Linked DNA regions of Homo sapiens: region 2 is linked to region 1. A link is an interaction called in ENCODE POLR2A ChIA-PET data of the cell type or tissue named here. Cell type or tissue: MCF 10A. All regions are shown on one strand. Links, peaks and the distances in the headings refer to the core of each region. The heading gives the core; the rest is flanking DNA.

Region 1 (5,376 bases), core at 102-5,101:
TCTGTTAGCACAGTTTATTTATTCATGCTTTTGTACTAGGACTCAAGGCATTGTTTTGTGAATACTCTGTTTATATGGCCATTTTTCCTTCTGAAGTTCAAGTTCTTCAAAGACAGGGACAATGTCTTTTTCATGTCATATCCCCAGGCCCTGGCATTCATGTTCAGGAGTGTTGAATGAATTCCCAAACTGGAGGCAGTCTTGAACTCCCATACTGCTCATGCCTGGATTCTCTCCCTCCTTTTCTTACAGATGCCTTGTCTTGTTTTGCCTTATAGCATATAAGCTCTGAAGAGTGGAGTCTGTGTGTGACTTGTCCTAACTGCAGGGCTGCCATGATGTCTTTGTGCACAGTAGGTGCTTGGTAAACAGCTTAGGTTGGAAGATTACTAGGGTTATCTTCAAATCAGAGAGAGATTGAGGCACAAAGAGCCCGCTGACTTGCTCCTGATCATACAGTGGCTAGGCAGAGCCAGGGTAGTTTGGAGGAGTGCTGGCTGTAGTCCCTGGGCTCTTTCATACACATTCTTCTGCTTTTCCTTTTTTTGATATTCCTCGTGACTTAGGAATGGGTCCGCACTAGAGCCTTTCCCAGTACCTTGCTGTTTTGTCTTATGCCCTGGCCCTCCCAGATGTCTACCCTGCAGATGGGTTTAAAACCCACGGACCAGTGTCAAGGATGGTTTTTGTTAATCACTTGTGCTTTTGCTCTCTCAAGTTGCCTTAACTTCTGCTCTTGCTCAGGCCTGCGGTGCCCCCTGGCCCTGTTTCTCTCCAGCTCCCAGTAGTACATGCCGTCTCTCCGTGTGGATCCCAGAGGAATGCGCCTCTGGGATCTGCTATAGCTGCGGGATTCGGACTCACTTAATACTTCATTTCTTGGCTTGACCTCCTGTTGGGTATGGGTGTCAGACTACTTTTCCTTTCCAGCTGAACTGCTGTGTGTCTGCCCTTAGAAGATCATGGTCTATATGGATGTTGAGATCATAGAAGATGGATAAACACACGGGTGGTGGGGGAAGGTTAGGTCATGCTGGTTCACCAAGTTTAACTTGTATCATTATTATTAATTTGAGATGTGGGTCAAACATGGTAGGTACAAGGCAGAAAAATCTCATTGTCTTGATGCTTGCAGAACAAATAAGTGATTTATCCGTTATCATCATCACCACCACCACCATTCTCGGTGGGCTTACTGTGTGTCAGATGTACGGGTTACTTACTTGTGTCATCTCAACCTTGGAGACAACCCAGTCAGGTTGGCAGTATTACTGTGCCTATTTTCCTCATGAGGAACTTGATGCTTGGTGAGGTGAAGTGACTTGCCCAAGGCCACATACAGCCAGGAAAAGTGGAGGGCCTGGAAGTCAAATGGGGTCTGCCTGACTCCACAGCCTGTGGATGAGTTTACTGCATTTGACCTCTGTGGGCTCTACTGCATCTGTGCATATTCTCTTTTCTGCCGAGGAAGCAGAGGGACCCAGTGGGGGCCCCTCCACACCCACTTGGTTCCCACCGAGATTCTCCAGTGCCTTTGAACCTGAGGCAGTAGTAAAATGCAGCTTCCTCCTACCCACCCACCCCGCTCCAGCCTAGAGGCCTCAAAACAAGCAGCCCCTGAAATGGGGATGAGGCCGGAAAGATGGCGAATTTGCAGGGCTGGGTTCTTGAACTTTGCTGGTAAGTAGCAGCGGTCCTGTGAACCTTTTTGACCTCAAGATGAGAGAGGTGGGGCCTCTGGGAACTTTGGATCTGTCTGTGATTTCCAGGGGGTAATTTCTAGTAACACCTTTTAGGGCTTTCTTTGGCTCTTCCGGTTTTGGGGCACATTGCATAGTGACAAGTTGTGCTGGCAGCCAAGTTACCTCTACACTGGCTGTGAACAAGAGCAATTTATAATAAACAATACTTGCCCCCATTTGGCTTTAGCATATGTTTACATGAAACTTCCTGGCAGATTGCTTTTCCTGGGACATTTGCAGGGAGACCAGATCATCACAGCCCCTTTTCTAAACTTGGCTACTTTCCCCTTCCTCCCAGTCTCTTGTGGCTGGTCACCTAGTATGTAGCCCAGCGGGGCAGCTATGCCGTGCTCTAGCTCCCTGTCTGGGGCCAAGTAGGATGGGACTACCGGGGTGAATGAGCAGTCATCAATCCTGGCGCTTCTTGGTTGATCGGAAACTTGCTGGCAGTGACTAATGTGGAGACTCATTAGGCTAGGAGGAACTGGCTTTGGTCTTGACCTCACCCACTGTTTACCTTTCTCTTGACTGTGTGAGTGGTGAGCTCATCCCGGCGCCATCTCAGAGTCCTTCCAGCAGGCATTTATTGAACACCTAATGTGCCTTGCTCTCTGGGGCTGAAGGGAAGGTATGGGAAAGAAGGCCCAGCCCACTGGGTTTTACTGTATTGTCCAGAAGAGATGCATGTACATATCAAGCCCCAAGACCAATGCTTTAAGTGATAGGGTGTTTCGAGTTCAGAGGAGTATATTACTTCCCTATTGCCACTGTAACAAATTCTGCAATCTTAGTGGCTTAAATCAACACACATTTGTTGTCTTAAAGTTCTGGAGGTAAGAAGTCAGACTGGGTTTGCATGGCTGGGTTCCTTCTGCAGGATCCAGGGCAGAATTTGTTTCCTTGCTCTTCCTAGCTTCCCAGGCTGCCTGTATCCTTGGCTTGTGGCCCCTTCCTCCATCTTCAAAGCCAGCAGTGTAGCATCTTCCAGTTCCCTTCTCTCTGTCCCTCTGCTTTTATTGTCAAACTTCTGTCTGACTCTGACTCCTGCCGGATTCCTCTTACGAGGAGCCTTATGATCACATCAGGCCCACCGGGCTAATCCAGGATAATCTTCCATCTTAAAATCCTTGATTTGATCACATCTGCCTTCTATGTGTCCCTTTTGCCATATAAGGTGACATTCATAGGTTGAGGGTCAGGCTGTAGATATCCTTGGGTGGGGGCATTATTCAGCTTACACTAGTGTGTATGTTGGGAAATGGTTGAGGAGGCCTTTCTCTGAAGGAGATGATTGCTAAATGTGTATAGGCAGAGGGTCTGGGGACACATTCCAGGTTTGGGAGACAACATGGGCACATGTTGGGTAGGTGGGGACAGGGGGGTGTAGATGAACAGCCCTCCCTCTGAGCTAGGTGCCTGGCTTTCCTTTCCTTCCAAGGTCAGGCCGAGGGAACTTTCTGGACTTCAGTTGCAGGCCCAGGCTTTCTCCTGGAGTCCATGTGGGAGGGCTCCCCTGGCAACACAATCCTTTTCCTTCCTGGCAGCTGTGGTCCTGCTGCAAGGGACCCAGCCAGACTACATGGGCCCTGCTGCTCTTAGGTGGTGGGAAAATGCATTCCTGAGGGAAAATGAATTTGAACCAGCTGGGCTGGGTTTGGGTGGCCCAGAAACCTTGGTCACACTGTTGGCACAGCCTCTGCAGGCAGTCACGTTGCTCACATGCACACAAAGTCACTCCCCGGGGAGCCTTCTCTCGCGCTTTATTACGGTGCTCAGGGCTGCTGAATCTCCAGGAGGGATGGGAGGGGTCAGAGTGAGGAAACTGCTGGGAAAGGGGGCAAGGGTCCCCTAGGAGGGGGTCCTCCCCTCCCCCAGGAGAGCCCCTAGGGTGCAGGGAGCAGTGGGAACACACAGGCAAGAGCTGGGCCTCTGGGGACAGTTTGGGAGCCGGGTGGCCCAGAGTGGTGCCGAGCTGTGGGTAAGAGCACAGCCGAGGGATTTCACCATCTTAGTTGAGATCTTAGTTGAGAGAGATCTCTCTCTGGAAGTTCACATTGCTCCCACACTGTTTTTTCTGGAAAAGTTATAGCTTTTCTCTATTGCTTCCTTCTGGCACCCTTTTTGAAGGGATTCCGAAAGTGCCGTCTTGGGGATTGTTTGGGGGAAGGACAAAAGCCGCTGGGCCACCCTGGCTTTGAGAGCCCTTGGAATGTTTAGCAGATGATGTAGTTGAGGGATGAAGGCCACACAGGAGGGCTGCGCCATCGCCGTTCCTGAGTGAGGACTTTCTTTCTTCCTTTCTTTTTTTGTTTTTGAGATGGAGTTTCGCTCTCATTGCCTAGGCTGGAGTGCAGTGGTGCGATCTCAGCTCACTGCAACCTCCTGGGTTCAAGCAATTCTCCTGCCTCAGCCTCGCGAGTAGCTGGGATTACAGGTGCATGCCACCACACCCGGCTAATTTTTGTATTTTTAGTAGAGATGGGGTTTCCTCATATTGGTCAGGCTGGTCTCAAACTCCTCTCAAACTCCTGACCAAAGGTGATCCGCCCACCTCGGCCTCCCAAAGTGCTGGGATTACAGGCGTGAGCCACTGCGCCTGGCCACGAGGACTTTCCCTGTGTGCAGGTGCCGTGTGGATTCCTCCCCAGCTGGGGCCTTTGGAGCAGCTGCCCCATGGGGACCCTCCTTGCTCGTTTTCTGCCTGGCTCCAAAGCAGCTGTGGTGCGGTGTGGCTTCTCATTCTTGAGTGTGGGGTGAAGGGCAGTGGATGAAATGACGACATCAGCCTCTGAACCAGAATGTTTTCTGGGGAGTCTGGTGTGCCCACCAGAGGGTTCACCCCCAAGTGTCCTCTTCCCCTCTCCTGCCTTGTCCTCAACTCACTGGCCTGGGAGGGAGAGCCAGTGGGAGTGGGCTGACTCCTGGGCATTCCCCAAGACCAGAGACACAGAGTTCCAGAAGGCTCCCCGTAATCCTGTGGGATAGGGGAGGAGCAGGGTCCCATTGCCTCAGTGACAGGAGACCTGAGGACAGAACACTGAGGCTGTTGTGGGTTATGAGGGTGTGCCTTTTTTCTTTCCTGTTGGGTCAGAATGGGGCATGGTGCTGAGGCGTAGTGGGGAGGGGAAGGATGTGGCCCCAGTCTGCTGTGCTCGGAATCCAGGGGCCTGCTGTAGCCTGCCTGCCTCTGCACCTGCAATATTCAGGGAAGCTCCTCCAGAGGGTAGGTGTGGGTGGAGGAAGGGTGTGGTGTGGTTTAGGCTTAAATTTAAAGAAAAAGAAAAGAAACCTCCCTCTCTCCCCCTCTTCTGCCCCTGGATCCTTAAAGGTGTATGTCTGAGCTGCTGCTTAGGCCCATCAAAAAGAAAGCCTGGCTGGGTGTGGTGGCTCACACCTGTTAATCCCAGCACTTTAGGAGGCTGAGGCAGGAGGATCGCTTGAGGTCGAGGCTGCAATGAGCTGTGATTGCACCACTGCACTCCAGCCTGGGTGACAGAGGGAGACCCTGCCTCAAAAAAAGAGAAAAGTCTTTGGGGACCTGCTCAAAGAAGGTTTCACAAGTATAGGACTTGAGAAAGAGTTTTCTTTTTTCTTTTTTTTTGAGATGGAGTCTCATGCTGTCACCCAGGCTGGA
Region 2 (5,376 bases), core at 212-5,211, 76 kb before region 1:
TAATATGCACTTAAGTTTCCTCCATGTCTTCATGGCTTGATAGATCATTTCTTCTTAGTGCTGAATCATATTCCATCAAATGGATGTACCACAGTTTATAAGAGTTTAACTTTTAATGCAATCTTTTTCAAATTAAAGTATTCTAAAGGACTCCTCAAGTTATAAATTGGCTGAACACTTGGTTTAAGTTCCTGGAGAGCTTTATAAAGCTTTATAACTCCTTGCAGCATAATGAGGTCACAGGGTAAACCCATGGATGTTCAAATCTCAACATAGAGTGTAGAAGCATCTTCTATGTTCACTGAAATTCCTTTCCGTTTCTTCCTAGGTACTCAGGTAGGCTCACTGTCCCAGCCTCCCTTGCATTTAGATGTAGCCAGTTCATTCTGGCTAATGAACTGTGAGTGGGAGTGGTCAAAATGGTTAAGAAATTAATGTGTCAAGATAACCAGACAGGTCAGTATAGAAAAGTCAATTGTATGTCTTTGGAAAGTGAAATTGCAAAAATAGTTCCCTTGTCAATAACATCAAAAAACACTAGCTAGGAATAAACAACAAAAGATATGTAAGACTTCTATACCAAAAACTACAAAAAAAGAGGCATATACTACTATGTCCATGGATTGAAAGAATATTATAAAGCTGTTAACTTCCCCAAATTTATTTATAGATTCAATTCAATTCCAATCAAAATCCCAGCAGACTTATATGTGTACATGTAAAAACTGATAAGCAAATTTTGAAATGCAAAGTGCTAAGCACAGCAAAGACAATCTTGAGGAAGAACAAAGATAGAAGATATAAAGCACTGATTTTTAAGCTACCATAACTAAAAGTGCATGATAGCAGAGAGAGCATAAACAAATAGACCAATATAATAAAATAGAGTCCCCAAATGGACCCACACATAAACAGTCACCTAATTTGCAACAAAGTTCCCACTGCAATGAAGTGGGAGGAAGAATGGTGTTATTCAACCAGGAAAAAACAAACCTTGATCTCTACATCATATCAAACGCAAAAATAAATTACAGATAAATCATAGACCTACATGTGAAAGGCAAAATAATAAAGCTTCTAAAAGATAACATAGAATATCTTCATGACCTTGAGGTAGACAAAGATTTCTTGAATGGTTCACAAAAAAATACTAACCATAAAAGAAAAGATTGACATTTCATAATTTTGTTAACGTTCAAAACTTCTGTTTATCAAGAATACCATGTAGAGAGTGAAAAGGAAAGCTCCAGAGTATGAGAGTATATCTGCAATACATATACTTGACAAAGAATTCATATCCAGAATATATAAATAACTTCTTCAAACCAATAAGAAAAGAACAGACTTCCCAATAGAAAAGTAGGCCAAAGCCTTGGACAGGAAATTCCCAAAACAGAATATCAAAATGGCTAATGAACCTATTAAAAGAGTCCTCAATAACATTAGTCATTAGGAAAATGCAAGTTAAAACCACAAGGAGACATCACTGCAGCCATACCAGCATAGCTAAATGAAAAAGAGACAATACCAAGTGTCAGCAAGGAGGTGGAGCAACTGGAAGTCTCATGCAATGCTGACGGGCATGTGGATTTGTCTAATCACTTTGGAAAACTATTTGCCAACATATACCAAATCTTTGCATATGTATGCCCTATGACCCAGGAATTCTACTTCTAGGTACATGCCCAACAGAAATGTACACGTACGTGCACCAAAAGACACATTCATAATAGCTTTATTGATAATAGCTTAAAACGGAAAACAACCTAATGCCCATTAGTAGTAGAATGAATGAATAAATCATGGTATGTTCATGCAATGGAATATTATACAGCAATGAAAGAGAATGAACTGTTGCTTCACGTCACAGTATGGATGAATCTCCCAAAGTGTTTTACGAAAGAAATGAGTGTACCTTCCTCATGCTGTCTTTTTTCATCTGCCAACTAAACGGCCAAGACTCCAAGGACCTAGAAAAGGATGGAGCCACAAAGTAGAGAGAGCTTGGGGGACCCTGAATGACTATGTGGGAGGCTTACCTGGCCAGGAACAGTCACCTTGTATTGTGACGAGTGAAAATAACTTTTATTGTGTTAATCGACTGAGAATTTGGATCATCTGTTACAGCAGCCAGCATTCATTCTCCTAGGTGGTAAATAGGGCAAAACACATTATGTGATAACAGATGGTACCATCAGAATGTGCTGGAGAAGCTCATGAGAAGAGAGCCTACCAGGAGCTGGCATGGACAGGAAAGGTCTCTTACCTTCAACAAGAGCTAGAACTCAGATGGAACGCTGAGCTTAGATAAGTGACTAGAGAGAGCAAGATCCTACTGTCAGAGGCATGCGAACGAGAACAACTCCATCTTGAATAGGGGCTGGGTAAAATAAGGCTGAAACCTACTAGGCTGCATTCCCAGAAGGTTAGGCATTCTAGTCACAGGATGAGATAGGAGGTCGGCACAAGACACAGGTCATGAAGACCTTGCTGATAAAACAGGTTGCAGTAAAGAAGCCGGCTAAATCTCACCAGAACCAAGATGGCCACGAGACTGGCCTCTGGTCATCCTCACTGCTACACTCCCACCAGCGCCATGATGGTTTACAAATGCCATGGCAATGACAGGAAGTTATCCTATATGGTCTAAAAAGGGAGGCGTGAATAATCCACCCCTTGTTTAGCATGTAATCAAGAAATAAACACAAAAAATGGGCAACCAGCAGCCCTCGGGGCTGCTCTGTCCATGAAGTAGCCATTCTTTTGTTCCTTTACTTTCCTAATAAACTTGCTTCACTTTACTCTATGGACTTGCCCTGAATTCTTTCTTGTGTGAGATCCAAGAACCCTCTCTTGGGGTCTGGATTGGGTCCCCTTTCCTGTACCACTGCCAGGCGGGGGCAGAGGCACATGCTAAGGACAGGTAGAGAGCACCCAGTTCCTGCACGGGGAAGACAGGGTAGGGCCAGCTTTTGCAGAGGCCCCGTCATGCCCTGAAGGATCTTGGAAAAGAAGGGTTAAAGGCTGTTCTTTCCTTAGTAGAGCTGCCACCCACAATTTGAAATGACATATGTGCTCCGCCTACGCATTCAGGGCAGTTTCATGGGAGATGTGCGTAATTCCTTTAACCTGACAACATGACCTAGTGTCTCCTCTTTATTTTATAATGATCTACTTTTAAGAGAATTTATGGAGTCTGATGAATAGCTTCACATTTTTTCCTTTGAACTCCCAGATGCTGACCATATTCCAAATTCCAGCTGAAGTTCCCAGCCCTTCACCAGAGCCGTCTGGTAAATTTCTAACACTCCCCAGGACATTCCTGTTTCCTGCTGAGAAAGAAGAAAACAACAGTGCTTCCCTGAGGGCGGTTTGCTTCAGCCCCCAGGACTGGAAACTCCATTTTAGGAAAAGTGTTTACAAGGGTATAAAACTCGGAGAGGAAATGGCCTGGGAGTCTCTTGGGAAACCATCTGCGACCCCATCCTAAGGGTTTGCTGCAGAATTCTGTGGCATTCCTCAGCAGTGGGGCTGCCTAGGACATTCACTCTGATTTTGAAAATACATTGAAGTGCAAGTGTGTGTGCCAGTGGGCATCTGAAACAGCCCTGAGAAAATGACAGGCAAAGGTAAAAGAAGTGGGGGAGATAAAGAGAGAAGGAGGGAGGTGAAAGGCCTTTTTCTGCAAAAAGATCTCTTCCATGCATTTGAATATTTTTTAGGTACGGAAATATTCAAACATACAAAAATAGAGAAGATAGTGAAATGAACTACCATGTATTAAGTCATCCGGCTTCAACAAATATCGACATTTTGTACATCTTTTTCACCTATCTGCCCCCTCCTTTTTTTTTGCGGTAGAGCTGGGATTGGTAAATGACAATCCCATGGGCCAAATCCAGCCTGCCTCCTGTTCTTGTAAACAAAGTTTTATTGCAACACGGCCATGCCATTCACTTATGTATTTTCCATAGCTGCTTTTGCAACACAACAGCAAGGCTGAGCAGTCATGATAGAGACCATATGGCCCTCAAAAGCTAAAATATTTGCTATCCGGTCCTTTACAGAAAAAATTTGCTGGCCCCTACACTAGAGTCATTGCTGGGACCATAGGTGTGCACCACCACACCTGGCTAATTTTTATTATTATTATTAGTAGTAGTAGTAGTAGTAGAGTCAGAGTCTTGCTATATTGCTGAGGCTGGTCTTCAATTCCTGGGCTCAAGCGATCCTCCCACCTCAGCCTCCCAAAGTGCCATGATTACAGGTGTGAGCCACTGCACTAGGCTTAGAGTCCTAAAGCAAATACTAGACATCATATTATTTCATCTGGCTTCAAGTTTCCATCTCTAGCAGGTAAGAACTTTATAACTACCATACCAATAATGAAATGACCATGCCTAACAAAATTAGTAATTCCATCACCTCATCTCATTTATAATCTGTGTTGCAAATTACCCTAATATCTTGTGTTTTTTTTTTTTTTAAATAGAAACAGGGTCTCGCTATGTTGCCCAGGTTAGTCTTGAACTCCTGGGCTGAAGTGGTCCTCTCGTCTCGGTCTCCCAAAGTGCTGGGATTACAGGCGTGAGCCACCACGCCCAGCGCCCCCCAATATCTTTAAAAATATCTTTTTACAGTTATTTTTTTTACATCCTGATCTAAATAAAGTTCTCACATTGCATTTGGTTGATATATCTCTTAAGTATTTCTTAATCCGTTGTCATTTCTCCCTTACCCCCTTGCCTTCTTTCAATTACATTTATGTGTTAAAGAAACCAGGTCGTTTGTCCTCTGCAATCCCCACATGCTGGATATGGCTGGTTGAATCCTCACTGCATCATTTATCTCGACCGCAGTGCTTTTTTTTTTTTTTTTTTTGGGATGGAGTCTTGCTCTGTCGCCCAGGCTGGAGTGTAGTGGTGCTATCTCCACTCACTGCAAGCTCTGCCTCCTGGGTTCACACCATTCTCCTGCCTCAGCCTCCCAAGTAGCTGGGACTACAGGCTCCTGCCAACACGCCCGGCAAATTTTTTTTGTATTTTTAGTAGAGACAGGGTTTTACTGTGTTAGCCAGGATGGTCTCGATCTCCTGACCTCGTGATCTGCTCGCCTCGGCCTCCCAAAGTGCTGGGATTACAGGTGTGAGCCACCGTGCCCGGCCAACTGCAGTGCATTTTTAAGTGTCTGGGCCACATGAGGTGAAGTGGGAAAGGCCCCATTGCCCTTTCCAAGGGAGATGGGTGGAAAGATGTAGAATGAGAAGTCAATCGAATCAGACTGAGCATTGCCCCTTCAGGATGTGGAGGAGAGTATCAATTATAGTGACTTCTAAGGCTCGTGTAATGTAAACTGGTCCAGAAAGAATAAAATGTT

What was found. Peaks named below come from ENCODE experiments on the same cell type or tissue, not always from the same donor. Only the 100,000 strongest peaks of a DNase experiment are listed, where the experiment ranks them.
Region 2: POLR2A ChIA-PET joins it to region 1 with 6 read pairs; 2 of 35 experiments call an interaction of 5 or more read pairs at or near these places.

The regions. Positions count from the first base shown.
Region 1 is chr14:64,718,176-64,723,551 of GRCh38, forward strand. All of the region lies in intron 1 of PLEKHG3 (pleckstrin homology and RhoGEF domain containing G3), which reads left to right. Among named protein-coding and RNA genes, the nearest start is that of PLEKHG3, 16 kb to the left of the region's middle. RefSeq lists an enhancer at 1-776. In MCF 10A, for the core only: no CTCF peak of the experiment used is centred there; DNase peaks (open chromatin) are centred at 2,216 and 4,916.
Region 2 is chr14:64,642,367-64,647,742 of GRCh38, forward strand. No RefSeq gene overlaps it. Among named protein-coding and RNA genes, the nearest start is that of PLEKHG3, 59 kb to the right of the region's middle. In MCF 10A, for the core only: no CTCF peak of the experiment used is centred there; DNase peaks (open chromatin) are centred at 3,085 and 3,925.